Regions from separate parts of the Homo sapiens genome. Here region 1 is linked to region 2. A link is a loop called in an ENCODE intact Hi-C map of the cell type or tissue named here. Cell type or tissue: dorsolateral prefrontal cortex. All regions are shown on one strand.

Region 1 (2,500 bases), 230 kb after region 2:
GTATCTTCAGTGCCTTCAGGTCTGTCACTCCTCAAATGGTTGTGAGCACCCTGTGTAAGTCAGAGATGTTGCAACTGGTCACTTAACACCCGAAGCCTGCGGTCCAGAGAACCGAGACCACGGACGTGCCGCTGGTGCTGGGTGAGGGCTTCCGGCCCAGGTCCAGGCCAGCTTCTGCTCCCAGGCCCTGTGGGCAGCCACAGCTGCCGCAGGCATTGTTTAGCTCACAACCCGACTGACTTCAGGGTGGTTCGCTGCTGAATTCTCCCACCTGCCCCCACTCCCACGTTTATGTTGCTTTGTAAAATCTCTGAAACCTGGGGGCGTTTTAGGATTATCACCGGCAGAATGTTTTCCTTTCTTAGTGGCACACAAAATAATGGTGCATCTTAAAATCCACTGTGCCTCAGAGTCCATGAAGCCAGGGAGCCAGGATGGATAAATTTCGAGCATAAAATCGGTAACCTTAGGCAACACACCCACCGCATGGGGACTCGCACTGTACTGTGGGGTGGGCTCAGAACTCCCCCTCCATTCCACAAGGACTGGGCTGAGCCACATGGGCAAGCACCATGTTACGCACAGTCTGAAAACCTCCATTCCACAAGGACTGGGCTGAGCCACATGGGCAAGCACCATGTTACGCACAGTCTGAAAACCAGGAGAATGAAGGTGCTTGGCGTTTGTGTCACAATTTTCACGGAGTCTGGCTGGCTTCAGACAGCACTTCCCACAGCCAGGAGCTGGAGGAACTGGCTGGGCCACACTGCGGTTAGTGACCCAGCTGACCAGACCGCTGCCCAGGGGCTGCAGGAGGACATGGTGCTGTCCTCCCCCTCACGGAGCCCCCGTTCTGGGTTTCCGTCCCCTTCCTCTGCCAGCTCAGGTGGGTAGAGCCAAGTCCATGAGAGGGACGAGGGGTGGGGGGAAAAGGCCCGCGGCACAAAGCTGGAATGGGCCATGTTTCGCACGTTGCCATATTTTTATATTGGGGATTGGGGACCTCGGACCTTCACATGCAAAATTTATGCGAAATGAGAGGCAAACCAAGGCCCTGCTGCTCTGAAGGTCTGGCCTCTTGTGTCTCCTAATGGTGACCCCTGGGCCCCCCAGCCGCTTGTGTCTAAAGTAAGAGCACGTGTGCGTTGGGGCAGGAAACAGGGAAAAGGCGCCAATTTTACTAAAATGTACTAAGCAGGCAAATGCGCCAGACACGCCACAAAGTACTTTAGGGAAAGGCAAAGCGGGCGGGGGAGGGGGCCTGCCGGCAGAGAAAGTGCGGAGAGGGCAGAGCAGCGGCTCGGGGCGTTTCTGCAGGTGGACATGAAACGCACGATATGCAAATGAATGCAAAGTGTATGCAAATGACCTGGCCCCGGGACCCGCGGGAAGCGAGGGCTTCGCATCGGACCCGCCCGGGAGGCTGAGCGGGGGGAGCGCGACCCCTGCCGGCCACGCACGGAGGTGGCCCCGGGCCGGGCCAGGCGCCGCGCTGGGGGCGAGCGCGGGGCAGGGGGCGGGGGCGGCGGCCGAAGGAGCGACCTCCCCCCCAACTCCCCACCTCCCCACCCCCCCCACACCCCCCAACTCCCGTTCAGCCTCCCGCGCGGCCGCCAGAAGCCGCGGTTCTAAAGCTGCGAGGCCCGCGGCCGCCGACTGCTGCGAGGTGGGTGTGCGCGGCCTGCGGAGGGGGAGAGGGTGGGCGCAGGCGGGGGCCGCCCCCCAGAGCCGCGCCCCCTCCACGGCGCCCGCACCCCTCAACCTCTTCGCTCGCCCCCGCCTGCGCCTCCCCGCGCCGCCCCCCGCAGGAGGCGGCGCGCCCGTCGCCCCCTCCCCGCGCCCCTCTCCCCTCTCCCTGCTCCCGGCGCTCCGCACAGCCCCGGCCCCCACGGCCAGTTCTTAGGGCGCCGCCCCGGTGGCGGAGGCGTTGGGGGCGGCTCTCGGCGGCGGGGAGCCCCTCTCCAGGCCGGCGCCCCGGGGCGGAGCTGAGCGCCATGGGCGCCGGGCGGGAGGCAGGTGGCGCAGCGGCGGCGGCGGGGGGCAGGAGGCGGAGGCGGAGCGCGCGGGGCGGGGGCCGCGGGGCCCCGTGAGACTCTCGGGCGAGCGCGCGGCGTTGGAGCCACAGGCGCGGCGGCTGGACCCGGCGCGGGCCGCGGAGGCCGGAGACCGCCCCGGGCGGGGTGCGCGCTTTGTTCCCGCGCGGGGTGGCCGGAGCCGAGTCCCCGGCATGGCCCAGGCGGCCGCCCCGCGCGCCCCAGCCCCGCCGCGCGCCTGAGCCCGGTGCGGCGCCAGAAGACAGCGCGCAGCCGCCCCTGAGTCGTGGAGGCGGGGACCAAGCTGGAAGGAGCAGCGACTCCCGGACCGAGTCGCGAGTGTGCGCCGTCCGCCGCCCGCCGGATCCCCCGGACCCCCCGACCGTAAGTGCCGTGTCCGCCCCGCGCGCCGCCGCCGCTCTACCCCGACTCCGCCCGCGGCTGCCGTTCCCGGATCTGCGCCGCAG
Region 2 (2,500 bases):
TGACACCCGACACCAAGGGAGGGGACCCCGGGGTGAGGAGGCCCTGGTCTTGGTCTGGGGGCTGTGTCCATTCCAGACCTGACCTGAGGCTGGGGTGCCTGTGGCAGGGGCTCTGGGGGCTTGCTCTGCAGGTACCAACTGCTCCCTGAGGAGCCCCTGGGCAAGTGCCCCTGTCTGACAGGCAGGGCCTGAGGCTGGAGGAGGCCGGGGTGAGGAGACAAACACAGGTGGGCCCTGGCCGGGAGCCTGGCGTCGGCCATGGGCCATGCCCTTCCAACATTCTACTCTGGCCGGGAGGCCGCCAGGGCGCTGGGGTGAGGCCGACACCCAGTCCTGGGGCCGTCAGAGCACAGACCAGCCCATCTAGGCAGATGAAGGTCCCCACGGAGTGAGTGAGGGGTGGGGAGTGGATCCAGAAGGGCTGGGGCCACCAGCCCCCACGGCCCCTGAGCCCTGGCCTGAGTGCATGTGGCTGGCTCTGGGTAGTGGGCCCTGCAGAGGGACTTCCGCCCATAAGTTTCCCGTAAGTTTCCCCGGGACAGAGGAGACGCAGCTGGATCTCGGGGTGTGGAGGAAGCCAGGCAGTGTCTGTAGCTGGGGCCATCCTGGACCCTGCTGTGCTCCGGCTCTCTGGGCTCAGGGGTGACACTGCCCCCACATTCAGGCAGGCCACCAGCTGCCCCTGGCGGCCACAGGGGGTCAGTCCAGGTGGGCTCAGAGGAGCCCCATCAGGTATGGGGGTGCCGTTTTTGTTCAGAAGCCCCTGACCCCCCCTGCAACACACATGAAAAGAATATTCGAGAAGTCTGTTTAAAACATCTTGGGCATTCAAAACACACGGACAGACAGACAGACAGACAGACGGACATGTTAGACAGGAGGGGCTGCTGGTGGGGGCGGGGTGGTGCTGGCCCTCCTGAGGACCTGGGGACAGCAGGTCCCTGGAGCCTGACGGTCAGTCCTGGCTCTACGGGGAGTTGGGCACAGAGGGGTCAGGGGGTGGCGGGCCTGTCTGGGGCTCCCTCAGGCCTGTCCCTGACCTGGGGAAGTGGGGTCCTGTCCTGCCCAGCCAGCCTGACACTGGTTTTGCGTCCCATCTCCCCACAGTGACAGAGGAGCCAACCAGGCACTGGCTCAAGGTGCAGCCGTAAGAGCTCGGGTGGGCTCAGGACTGGCGGGCTCAGGGCTGGCGGGGTCAGGGCTGGTGGCCTGGTGGCCCATCACACCCGCCAGCCCCGGCAGGGGGCAGTGTGGCTCCAGGGATGCCAGTGGAGGCGGGTGGGGGAAGGGCAGCGGGCTCCTCCGATTGCTGGAGGGTGTTCAGGGCAGAGCTGGGAGGGGACGATGGGCTCTTCCCTGCTTCCGTCTCCATGCTGGACATGCCTGCCCCCTCCAGGCCGGCCCAGCACTGTCACCAAGCGTGGACGCCTTGACTTCCTGCCCTTGGAGCCCCAACCCGGGCAGGGATCAGGGAGGCCAGCGGCCAGGCATGCCCCAGGGGGGGGCTGCAAGTGTGGTCCATGCCCACCACCCTTTCCCTGGCCCTGAGCACTGGGAAGGTGGGGGGCAGCTCACCTGAGGTCTCACCTGGCGTTGGCCCTGAGACCACCCGAGCCTCCCCGATGGCTGAGGCGAAGGCACAAGGGTGGCCAGGCCAGCAGGGACTCCTGAGGTCGGGCCAGGCCCCAGCAAGGCTGAGGCTGAGTGGGCGGAGCTGGCCACAGGGGTGGGGACGTGGGACAGCACTGTTGGGGGAACCAGAGAGCAGAGGTCACCAGGCTGCTCCCGATGTTCAGGCTTTCACAGGGATCCATAAGCTGCAATGGCCCCCAGTCAGCACCCTCCAAAGACAGGCTGTGGCTGGGGATGGGGCTGGGGCTGACGGTGGAGTGGCCCACACCCCCCAAGGCCCCTAGAGTCCTGACCATCCCCACGGGTAGTGCCGGAGCTCCCAGCTGCCTTGTGAGTCATGGGGGTGGGAGCCTCATTTGGCTGAACCTCAGAAGGGCAAGTGGGGCATGAGTGGCCTTGTCCTGCCCCAGCCCAGAAAGCTGTGGTCCCGGAGAGAGTGGCTGTCCAGCCCCCCACACCATGCGAACGCTCCCCTCCCCAGCAGATCCCACCCATGGCAGGCCCATCTCTACCCAGTTCCAGACATCTGTCCTCTCCCCCGCTGCGTGGGTCTGTGTCCCCAGCAAATCCCACCCATGGCCCATCTCTACCCAGTTCCGGACGTCTGTCCTCTTCCCTGCTGCGTGGGTCTGTGTCCCCAGCAGATCCCACCCACGGCAGGCCCGTCTCTACCCAGTTCCGGACGTCTGTCCTCTCCCCTGCTGCGTGGGTCTGTGTCCCCAGCAGATCCCACCCACGGCCCATCTCTACCCAGTTCCGGACGTCTGTCCTCTCCCCTGCTGCGTGGGTCTGTGTCCCCAGCAGATCGCACCCACGGCAGGCCCATCTCTACCCAGTTCCGGACGTCTGTCCTCTCCTCCACTGCATA

Evidence for each region. Hi-C counts contacts between places; a loop is a spot of excess contacts. Peaks named below come from ENCODE experiments on the same cell type or tissue, not always from the same donor. Only the 100,000 strongest peaks of a DNase experiment are listed, where the experiment ranks them.
Region 1: it touches region 2 in a loop (9-fold over the local background); 67 of 110 quality-filtered maps call a loop at or near these places.

Annotation. Positions count from the first base shown.
Region 1 is chr16:88,940,937-88,943,436 of GRCh38, reverse strand. The region is part of intron 1 of CBFA2T3 (CBFA2/RUNX1 partner transcriptional co-repressor 3); the gene reads left to right. The region is part of intron 1 of LOC100129697 (a long non-coding RNA gene); the gene reads right to left. Among named protein-coding and RNA genes, the nearest start is that of CBFA2T3, 35 kb to the left of the region's middle. RefSeq lists silencers at 1,210-1,549, 1,810-2,159, 2,190-2,259, 2,370-2,500. In dorsolateral prefrontal cortex, CTCF peaks have their summits at 1,237 and 1,445 (motif pointing left); a DNase peak (open chromatin) is centred at 1,402; H3K4me3 peaks cover 1,243 bases; H3K27ac peaks cover 251 bases; H3K27me3 peaks cover 147 bases.
Region 2 is chr16:89,166,382-89,168,881 of GRCh38, reverse strand. It overlaps LINC02138 (long intergenic non-protein coding RNA 2138), which reads right to left and starts at 2,499. Exons shown (of 3, transcript NR_046200.1): 1 at 2,383-2,499; 2 at 1,576-1,745; 3 at 1-773. RefSeq lists enhancers at 415-1,262, 1,263-2,111. In dorsolateral prefrontal cortex, CTCF peaks have their summits at 1,084 and 1,283 (motif pointing right); a DNase peak (open chromatin) is centred at 1,261; H3K4me3 peaks cover 400 bases; H3K27me3 peaks cover 769 bases.